3 separate regions of the Homo sapiens genome follow, and regions 2 and 3 are each linked to region 1. A link is a contact called in ENCODE Hi-C or POLR2A ChIA-PET data. All regions are on one chromosome and are shown on one strand. Each heading gives the region's core, a stretch centred on a gene start or an enhancer-like site at or near the end of the contact. The rest is flanking DNA. Distances are from core to core; before and after follow the strand shown.

Region 1 (3,512 bases), core at 533-3,032:
TAGTACTATCTTTTATAGATAAAGAGATCCTAAGATAGTTACAGCTCCTCTATGACAGCGACCCCTTTCCCTACATTAGCCCAAGCACTTTGTGTGTGTACTTCCATCATGGTTATTTACGCATTGAATTGAGGTGGTTTACAATCCATTTCCTCTGCTACACTGAGTTCCTTGAGGGTGGATGTTTTGTCTGTCTTGCTCATTTTTGTATACGTAGTACCTAGAGTGAAAAGTATTTGTTGAATATAACTTTAAGTTTTCTTAAAGTTATATTTTTTGTGGAAACTAAATTTTTATTGATTTGTTACTGGAGAATGTGAAGTAATCACTGGGGTTTTTGCATTTTAGAATCAGTCAGTGGAGTACTGCATTTGACATTCTTGGACTCTCAGGACTAGTTACATGCAATTATGCATACAATTGTCTCTCCACCCTGCCCCAGAGAAAGATCTGAAAGTGCTCTCTTACCTATCTCATCTCCTTTAGGCATTTGCTTAAATACCACCTTCTCCGTGCTACCTTCCCAGATCACTCTATTTAGGACTGAAGCCATTCCTCCAACACCTCTGCTTATATTTTTTTCCCATAGCACACATACCAGCATGTAATATAGTTTTTGTTTTACGTATTCTTTTGCATATTATCTTTCCCATCCTGCTAGAATGTAAGCTCCATGAAGGCAGGAGTTTTTGTCTCTATTTTGTCCACTGATGTCTCCCCATATCAAGAATAGTGTTTGGGGCCGGGCGTGGTGGCTCACGCCTGTAATCCCACCACTTTGGGAGGCCCAGGCGGGAGGATCTCTTGAGTCCAGGAGTTCCAAACCAGCCTGGGAAACATGGCGAAACAGCCGGGTGTGGTGGCGCGGGCCTGTAGTCCCAGCTACTCGGGAGGCTGTGGTGGTAGGATCACCTGAGACTGGGAAGTCAGGGCTCCAATGAGCCGTGATCCTGCCACCGCACTCCAGCCTCGGTGAGAGCAAGACCCCGTCTCAAAAACAAACAAAGTGGCATATAGAAGATCTATAAGATTTGACTGGAGTAAAATGAGAAAGATCTAATCGTTTTAATGCGCTGTTCACACGGGGTTTTTAACTTCGGCACGAACGAATGAACAAAATCTTTTCATATGGAACCAAGTGTACGGGTATTTGGGGTGTGTGCAGTTTCCGCGGGACAGAATGACCTGTCCTGGTTTGGGTATTAACTTGCCTTGATATTGAAGAACCTCCACATTCCCAGTGGTCTCTAACTCATTGTCTGAATAATTTCAAGGTGTCCCACAGTTGGCCCCACGCATAGCCTCAATCACGATCACTCGCCCCCCTGTCCCTTATTGATGCTCCCCCAGGGCGACCCCGCAAAGGCCTGGGGACCGAATGGAACTGCCCCAGTCCCCCTCCTTCCAAGAGAGCTGGGGTTTTCTGGCTTCGGGGTCAGTTGGAAAAGAGATTCCCACCCAAGTCGCAGGGTGGGAGTAGGGGGGATGAGATAGGAGTGATGAAGGAAGTGTGTCTAAAATTCTAGGCCTCAGGCCCGCAGCTGTCCCTGGAGGCGGCGGGGAAGCGGGGTGGTCGGGTCCTGCGGAGGGCTCCCAGGGAGGCCACAGGGGGAACCAAGGGGCGGTGGCTGAGTGCACGAGTCCCGCCCCTCCATCTGTTGGCCCCCTACTCTCAAAGGGAAGCCTGGGGGCGGGGTTTGTTTACTCCGTGCACGCACTGCCGGCCCGGCCAATCCGTGGGGAGCGGCGCCAGGCGTCGCACATTCTGAGGGCCAATCGGCGCGCACTGTGCTGCTCCGCCGCCAAAGCTCGCGCGGGGGAAGCGGGGCTGTAGCTGGGCAGGGAGAGGGCGGACGAAATCGGTAGCGATCTCGGCTGCGGCGCTGCCGCAGCTGCCCGGCCCGCGGGGCGCGCCCTGACCCTTCATCTTTGGGCAGGCTCGAGGGCGCGCGCACGGTTGGCGTTCTGGGGCCTCAAACTCCTGGGCCTTGACCGGGCAGGCCGCGTCTCCCCGGGTGTGAGTCCACCGGGACCCGGCCGCCGCCTAAGCGCGGGCGCCACAGAAGCGGCGGCGCCCGAAGACGCGCTCCTGGCTCGGCCCGACAGCCTCGCTTGGCCGCCAGTTCTTCTGCAGCCGAAGGCGGTAAGGTCTGGGGCGAGGGCGCGGGCCCGCGCGCGGAGGGCCTTTGGACCCGGCCGGGCGCGTTCCTGGGTAGGTTTCCCTCCCTGCGCACAGGGGCCCCCTTGTTCCCCCACGAGTCCCATCTGTTTAGACCTGGGTTCTCCAGGCCTGGCCGGGTAACCCGTGAGTGTCTGGGCCAGAGTCGAAAGCAGAGGAGGGTCACCCTCTTAGTGCATAGAGCAAATCGGGGGAGGTAACGTCCCTGAGTCACGCCTCGTGGAAGAGGGGAAGGGCTGCTTTCTACTTTCTCGTTCTCTTCAAAGAAGGATGGCTTCTAAATCTGGTTTTCCGATTTTTCCCTTCTCCTTTCATGACTCACAGGCCTCTGTGTCCACCAGGTGTTTTGTTTGTTTTTAAAGAGTTTCTAAGCTTTGTGTGCTTGGAAGAACCTCATATGCCCCATAAAGGAACTTTTCTCTGAAGTAGAGGATCGCTTTTTGGGCCCAGACTCCTTTGAGAAAATCTGGAAAGCCAAGGTCTGTCTTCACAAAGAAGTGTAAGGGTTTTCCTAGGATCTCGCTGAGAGACAGTACAACGAAGTGGATGAGCGCCCCAGTCTCTCTTACCAGCCTGTGCTATCTCCCATTGTGTGATCTCGGTTTCTTCATCTGTAAATTAGATGCATCCACCTATTCGGTGTGTTTCGGGGAGTGAATGGACTAATGTATGGAATGCAATCGTAAGAAAATCCTCCACGTATTAAATGCCTTGCATTAGTTAGGCACTTTTATTATTGACTGCCATGGATGCTGGTTTAGAAAAAGACCCTATATTATTTCCCTTTTAGTGTTGAGACAGTGAACGGGCTCATTCCTTTTCCATATTCACTGCTGAAGCTGCCTTTGAGCCCATGAATACTTTTATCTTTTCCTCATTCCATCTCAGAGGGCACAGACTCCCTCTCACTTATTTGCTTTCTTTCAGTAAGGCTCTCTTTTAGCTCAGCCTTCTCCTTCCCCTGTCTCCCCGAGATCTGAGTTTTGTGTCTTTTCATTTGACTTGCACAACCTACTTTTTTTTTTTTCTGGGCCATGTGTTTTCTCTTCATGGCTTGAATTTATCTTCACCTAATAAATAATTTACCTGTTTTTTTTTTCAGCTCGTGAATATATATTCATCTATTTTCTATATGGCATAATCATGTCCCTGTCTCTCTTTAAAAGTAGATATAAAAATAGTTTAATTGATCTATATTGCAGCTTCCTTTTCCATTTCATTGTTTAGCCTGTTATTTAGCTAAACTTTATCACTATCAGATTACTGTAATTAATCTTTAATGGCAGTGTCCATTCTCAGACAGCACCAGGAGAAAAATCAAATGCCTAGACCC
Region 2 (3,371 bases), core at 289-2,788, 740 kb after region 1:
TTCTTAAGGATCCCTTTAGTTTGTCCATTCCTATGGGGAAAATTTCTCTACGTAAATCTTCAGAGACAGAGTGGCAGGTATCAAACTCTTCACTTTGCTCCAGTCAGTCACATTAATGATAAAGTCTGTTCAAGCTTCAAGAAAAAGGGGTACTTAACTCCTAATAAGCATTTCATGAAATCAGATTTTCTATCAGAGGCACTCAGCTCTCCTTTAAAACAAGCATCCCACAAGTCATCATGAGCAGGTGTGTAACGGGGGAAGCAACACTCACTGAGTTTTTATCGGTTCCGGTATCCTGAGCTGACATCATGCTCCTTCCTGGGTTACAGTATGTGGGAGTTGACATCATGCTCCATCACTGTGTCACACAAATACAACAGTTCCAAAAAACAGATCATAGAAATAGGGCCTGGACCATCCAGCTGTCAGGTATTCAAAACAATAGGGTCAACACCATGAAGCATCTCCACCAAGATCACAAGTACCCACAAGGAATCCTCAGAACTGCTCAATGAAAATGGTGGCTAAACCCAGGAAGCAGATTTCAGCTTTAGAGACATCAGGGGGATGTGCAGCTGATTCCTCAGTCTGGGGAGCATTCTGACCGTCTGGGGTGTGAGGACCTCCTGCAGGAAGGTGGCTGAGGCTCTCGGCCGGCTGGGTCTTCCCCACCTCCTCCCCACTGTCAACAGACACCTGGCTCCAGGCGCAAAATACCAGCGTACAGAGATCATCTGTATGGGCCTGGGCCCTCAGATATTTATTTAAGTCCACGTACACACTTTCCCTGCACAAACATTTTCTTCTTCCCCATTTCCCACAATTCCTCCTCCCATGTTTCCAGTTTGAAGCCACTGCTGGCAACACTACGACCTCTGGAGGGAGGCCAGGCCTGGCAGCACAGAGCTCGAAGGCAGCACAGGATTGTGAAAGTCGCCTCTTCATAGGCTCAGGAGACGCAGGCGCTTGGCAGAGCTGTCCGGCAAGCCCACCAGTAGGTCTGAGGTACAAAGAGAGGCACAAAGGCTTTCCTACTATGGAAAAGCGACAAAAACTCTGGCCAGTGTTTCAAATGGATGAACAATGGTTCAGATAAAAAAAAAAAACCGAGTGGAAAAAATTGTGGGAGGGAGAAAGAATATTAAGGGAGCTAAGTTCCAGTGAGCTGTTGCCAATTTCACCCCAAAAGAAAGGTAATAGAAACAGAAGGAAAGTTTCTGGCAGTAGTCAGGTGCCTACATAGTTCCCCTATTCACCTGGTTTAGGGTAGAATTATCTGAGCAGAAGGAGCAATGATGTTGGTAAATAAGTTGTCTACATTAAAAAATAATTAAAACTCCCCAAACAAACTCCAAACCACTGCAGGTAAACACTCGCAATATGTTGTTTAGAAAAATTATGCTTTAAATATACTGATCTAAAAAAAAAAAAATCAAAAGAACAGACTGTTCTGTAGAATAGCTTGAGTTTCTGCCTGTGCTTTCATTTTAGAAAACAAATGCTCGTAGACCTCACAGTGGGAGGAGTTTCACACAGGGATTCAGCTCGCAGAAAATGGCCACCGGCTTTGAGAGACCTTAACACAACAAACAGGGCACCCAAGAGACCTTTTGGGAATACGAGGCACTTGCCTTTCACAAGGGTAATCGTCTAGAGATACACAAAACCATTTTTTTTTCTTCCCGACCAGTAACATAAATCATAGCTTCCAAAGTATTTGTTTACAGAATACCACAGTGACTAATTACCAGAACTTTTCTTATTCTCTCTGAGCAAAGGAACCTCATGGGAGAAAAAAAATATAGGTCATTTTTAATGTAAGGGAGTTGCTAGGATTGGAGGTTAAGACAACTATTTAAACTTCATAAAAGGAAAAACAAAAGACCTCAAAAAGTATTTTCTAAAATAGAGAAAGGTGCAAATCTTCTTATCAGAAACGCATTATAAATAGAAAAGAAACTCTTAAAAGAGATTCTTCAAATGTGACAAAAAGCTCTTGGTTTCCTGAAAATGTCAAAAACAAAAACAAATATTGACAATACTAAATATCCAACAGACAGGGTAAGAACTTCACTTAGAAGCAAATTTCCATTTAGGTAATTTATGGTGCTTCTGTGCAAAAAGTTGCTTTACACTGTGTAGTCGCTGAAGACACTCCAGAATTGCTAGACCTTCACAGGAAAAATTTTAAAGGTCAGGGTTTTTTTTCTTTCCCTAGTTAGCACAGCACTCAGGGGCAGCCAGTTCTCTAACGTCTGAGTAAAACCCTACACAGGGCTTCATTTCAGTGCCACGTCATGGCTTTTGCAGACTATCTTCTTGCCTCCGCTTCCTCAAAGTGGTCCTTCTGTCCCCTCCCATTAAAGCAAAGGTGGAACTTGCATTAATTCAAGGGAAGGGCTGAACACACTACAGAAGGCATGGTTCAGCCACAGGCACCGGTTATGGCTGTAACCACTGTAAATCTCTTCCACGAAAGAGCATCAAAGACCTGCACAGAGACCTTGAGAAACCTTGCTCTTTGGGCTCAAGTCAGGGACTATAAGACCAGACTAAATAGGTTTAAGCAGGGACAGATCAGAATGCTGAGTAGGTTTTTCAAAAAGGAAATCCTCATTTAGGTGTCTAGGAGCCAATCACTGTGCTATTAAAACTAATCGGAAATCTCCATGCTTACATGAAAACGCACAAAAGTATGGGGAGACTGATCTGAATATGTGGGTCTCCCTTGCCTGGCAAGATAATGAATTCATCTTTGTTTGGACTGAATTGGTGGTCTTATTATCTAATTGTCATCAACTCTACAAACAGTCAGTTGTTCTAACACATGAACAGGAAAAATAACATAAATAAAACAGGGCCTAGAAACAATATCCAACTCACAAAGCAGGAAGTGACAGCTCATATCTGTCTCACCTTGCACAAAGCCTGCCTTCACGGGTTGCTGAAATAATCCCAAGATACCCTTCCAGGACTTAAACAGCCACTGGATTTTTCATGAAAATGCATCCTGGTATGAACACTCACAGTAGTGGCCAGAAAAATAGGGGTGCGCAAGCTGGGTCTTCCTCTCTCCCTGCGTAAATGTTTTAATTTCTTTCAATATTAAGTTATAATACAGCTTAGGAATTTTCATTTACATAAGAGAGGAGAAATGCTTTTGTAAGATGGAAAACAGCCTTCTGTCTCTCCCAGGTCAAAAATAAATTTGCTTGACTATCTTAATTGGCAAAAACCCAAGGGCTCCAACTGGACCGGAAGCTTTGCATCACGGTGTCCTACTGCGTGTGTCTGCTGGAAGCCCAGCAGATGTCATGGTCAGCTTGCTCTCATGGGACAATGCCAGTCCTTCTTTAAGCTTTGCTGCT
Region 3 (3,375 bases), core at 449-2,948, 840 kb after region 1:
CTCAGGGCAGTTCTATGGTCATATTTATACCTATTTTTAATTGCATGCAGATTAAGTGTTGGTTTATGCAGAATTTTCTAGGAAAAGGGGAGTAACTTCTGCGTCATCGGGTCATTGCCATGGAAAGAGGCGGGAACTCCCGGGTGTAGCCATGGTTACGGTAAACTGACATGGCACACTGGTGGACATGTCTTATGGAAAGTTGTTTCTGCCTCATCCTTGTTTTAGTTCATCCAGTTACGTCTATTTCTCGACAGGTCCTCTAAGTGGCTCTAAAGGGGAAAGGTGAAAATATGCCATGGGGCCCATTGCTAGGGTCTGAGGGATAAGGCTGGGAGTGGAGGAAGTGAGGAAGAAGGCCGGCCACCTACAGAACTCAGGCATTTGAGAAGATAAGCTGGATGAGCCCAGGCCACAGGAAAATTATCTTCTTGGGAACAGAGGTGGCAGATCAGGAGCCACAGATCTCCCCGCCACCCCCCAGCTACTGTCCACGCCTGTCTCCACCGCCTGAAGCCCCTCCTCCGACAGCCACAGCCAGAAGTAGAAGAGCTGTGGAACTCACATGTAGGGCTCTGTGGGTTTGGCTCTTAGAGTCAAGATGGTCACCGCCTCCAAGCGGCAGATAAGCAATGCAGGACTGGAGATAAGGGCGAGGGACAGACCATCTAGCCACCAGCCTCTACCCCCTAGAGACACCAAGAGGTGGGCAGAGAGCAAGTACTGGCCACAGGCAAAGCCAGAGCAGGCAGAGGGAGTGTATAGAACACCCTTGACATAAGTAACTCCATCTTAGCAAAAGACTCCACTTTACGTTTCAAAAGGCATCATGCCAACAGAGTCCCGATGTTCGCCTAACCAAAAAAGAGTGTATCCAACCAAATACGGGCATAAACAGGCACACTCCTTCACTATCAGTCGTCACCAGAAGACCCCCGTGGCCATAAAAAGAGCAGGACTTCTCTAGCTCTAAATGGCCGTCTTAACAGACCCTATCTTGCTGTCGCCCATGATAAACACCCGGCATCTGCTGCCTAAGGCTTTGCCCACATCAAAGACTCTTCCTTGCAAGACATTGAGGCCAGGACACCTTGTCTCTCCTGGGACTAGTTTGTTAACCCCTTTTCCTATCTATCTCCTTTGCTCTTGATGTTAAATGTTACCCTGCTTGATGTGGAATATTTAATCTACAACATTTAACATGTTGACTAAGTAGACTATTTTGTATGCTTTGCAATACTGACTTGGTGTAGTGGCTGAAGCCTGTGTGCCTATGGCTCTGACTACGGAGTGAGCGAGTGAGCGGGTAGTGTTAGGGGAATTGCCTCCTTGGGAACTCCATGTAGCTCCTGGCTTTTATGACTGGAATAGCATCAGTAAAAGTCTCACCTGGCGGAAAGACACAAACGTGGTGGACCTGGTTCTGTCTGACCCTCCTTGCTCGACTCAACGACAGAGAATGAGCTGGGAATAAGGGCAATGCACAGCCAACAGCGGAAGGGCTGTGGCCAGGCCCCTTCCTTCCTAAGTCCGGGTTTCTCTGGCTCACGAACGACCCCTGGAGGTAGACACCCGGCGACACCGCCCACCGGTCTATCCCTTCAGAAACCCTGTTCCCTGCCCGGTTGGCCCGCCTTCCGCTTTCGAAAGCAGAGGCAGTTCCGGGGTGGGAACCGCGCGGAGCTTTCTGGGAAATGTAGTCCTTGTCAAGAGGCTTCTGGGAGTCGTAGTCCCTACCTGTTCTTCCGGCGCACGGCCTTTCCGTTTTCCTGTTGCGGGTTCTATCGCTCTGCGGCGTGGGAAAGAGGCGTGCGCGTCCTTGCGTGGTCCTGCTTCGACCTGTGGTCTCTCTGGCTTCTGGTCGGGTGGGGAAGGTTTATGGGGTGGAACGTGAGAGACAGGCTTGGGCACTTTTGCGTCTGGCAGTTAGGCAGCAGGTGGTAGTTTCCATGATGGGGACGCAGGGGCAGCGCCAAAGGGCCCCAGAGAACGAGGCATCCAAGGGGGAAGGGGTGTGGGATACGAGCCGACTGAGGGGAGACGCGCCCAAAGCCGGGGACCTCACTACCCCAGAGTCGACCTTGAAAGAGCCCTCGAGTCAGACTGAGGAGATGGGCAGTATCCTCCGACAATGGAAAGCCGTTGTTCGCTTCAGGGGAGACGCGCTGTGACCCAAAAGTCATTTTACCGTCATCACTATTGCTGCAGTTCATTCAGAAGGGTTTTGGGGGAGGCCATTGAAGGCTGAGCAGCAGCCCAGGGAGAGTTGATGGGGGCTGATGGTGGGAGTGGCAGCATGGATTCAGTGGATGATGAGGGATCAGGGAGTGGGGCGAGTTGAGGATTCCCAGTTTTCTGGTGTGGGCTGTAGGCCTGTCTGCAGATACTCTCACCTAGTGGAATTCTTTTCCGTAACCTGTCTTAACTTAATGAGAGGCTTGATGGGTAAATGGTTAAAGATGCACGTGCACATCCCTTCACCAAACCATTCAGATGCTCACACTAAACCCAAAGGCCACTCGTTCACTTATGCACACAGCTCAGTTATACCTACCCTTGTGAACACACCGGTATGTAGTACACACAGCCACATAACAATTCATGATCACATACTCCTGGCATCAAACAAAGGGTAAATATATCCATCTCAGTTTAAACGGCCTCTGCTATCTTGGGCGAAGTGTGACCTCCACACAAGAAGGACCCAGGTTGACTTCCTCAGTCCTCTCTGGAAACTTCAAACAGCTCAGCCTTTATCCTTTCTCTTGGCTACATCCACCTCCTCTAAGGTCCTCTGACTCTTCCTAGTCATCTTCTGCCACTCTGGCTTGATGGGAGGGAGATAGAAATGGGCTTGAATTCAGACAAGGGCTTTGCTTATCTGAAATGTGTTTGCTGAGGTTCTTATTCCCAGAGCAGTAGCTCTGAACATAATATTTCGTGTGTGCTGAATTCTGTTGAGAATCCAAAGAAAGTTGTGAACCCTCTTCCTGGATAAACACACATCTTTACATCCACACTGTTTTGAAAGCAAAATTGAAACCCATATGTCGGGCCCTGGTTAAGAACCTCACCAGAAGATCAGAACATCAGTTTCCTGATTGCCCTCTGTCTTAGCTCATTCAGGCTGCTCTAACAAAATACCTTAGACTAGGTAATTTATAAGTAACAGAAATATATTGTTTACAGTTTTGGAGGCAAGGAAGTCCAAGATCAAGGACTGGACTGGTGAAGGCTTACTCTCTGCTTCAAAGATGATGCTTGGGGCTGGGCGCGGTGGCTCACGCCTGTAATCCCAGCACTTTGGGAGGCCAAGGCAGACGGATCACGAGGTCAGGAGATCGAGACCATCCTGGCTAGCACGGTGAAACCCTG

The links. A loop is a pair of places that touch in the nucleus more often than their neighbours do. ChIA-PET counts read pairs that join two places held with the same protein, here RNA polymerase II (POLR2A). Pooled maps may share reads with other maps.
Region 2: a loop to region 1 is called in a pooled map, with 4 times the contacts of the local background. The contact joins the enhancer-like site here to the promoter of TFDP2 in region 1. A Hi-C loop is called at or near these places in 5 of 50 pooled maps. POLR2A ChIA-PET finds 5 or more read pairs at or near these places in 2 of 52 experiments (GM12878 and activated CD4-positive, alpha-beta T cell).
Region 3: a loop to region 1 is called in a map of CD8-positive, alpha-beta T cell, with 38 times the contacts of the local background. The contact joins the enhancer-like site here to the promoter of TFDP2 in region 1. A Hi-C loop is called at or near these places in 3 of 168 maps with a recorded cell type or tissue (B cell, CD8-positive, alpha-beta T cell and naive thymus-derived CD4-positive, alpha-beta T cell) and 10 of 50 pooled maps. POLR2A ChIA-PET finds 5 or more read pairs at or near these places in 1 of 52 experiments (activated CD4-positive, alpha-beta T cell).

What each region holds. Positions count from the first base shown.
Region 1 is chr3:142,147,814-142,151,325 of GRCh38, reverse strand. It overlaps TFDP2 (transcription factor Dp-2), which reads left to right and starts at 1,782. Exons shown (of 13, transcript NM_001178139.2): 1 at 1,782-2,143. RefSeq lists silencers at 1,507-1,556, 1,667-1,876, 1,937-2,006, 2,237-2,286 and an enhancer at 1,637-2,137.
Region 2 is chr3:141,410,543-141,413,913 of GRCh38, reverse strand. All of the region lies in intron 5 of ZBTB38 (zinc finger and BTB domain containing 38), which reads right to left. Among named protein-coding and RNA genes, the nearest start is that of ZBTB38, 44 kb to the right of the region's middle. Within about 2 kb of position 1,538, at least 36 of the 41 ENCODE cell types and tissues checked have a DNase peak (open chromatin) inside an H3K27ac peak, as active enhancers do.
Region 3 is chr3:141,310,119-141,313,493 of GRCh38, reverse strand. It overlaps LOC124909441 (a long non-coding RNA gene), which reads right to left. Exons shown (of 4, transcript XR_007096119.1): 3 at 1,738-1,857. Among named protein-coding and RNA genes, the nearest start is that of ZBTB38, 57 kb to the left of the region's middle. RefSeq lists an enhancer at 1,665-1,854. Within about 2 kb of position 1,698, at least 29 of the 41 ENCODE cell types and tissues checked have a DNase peak (open chromatin) inside an H3K27ac peak, as active enhancers do; they include B cell and CD8-positive, alpha-beta T cell, where a contact is called at or near this core.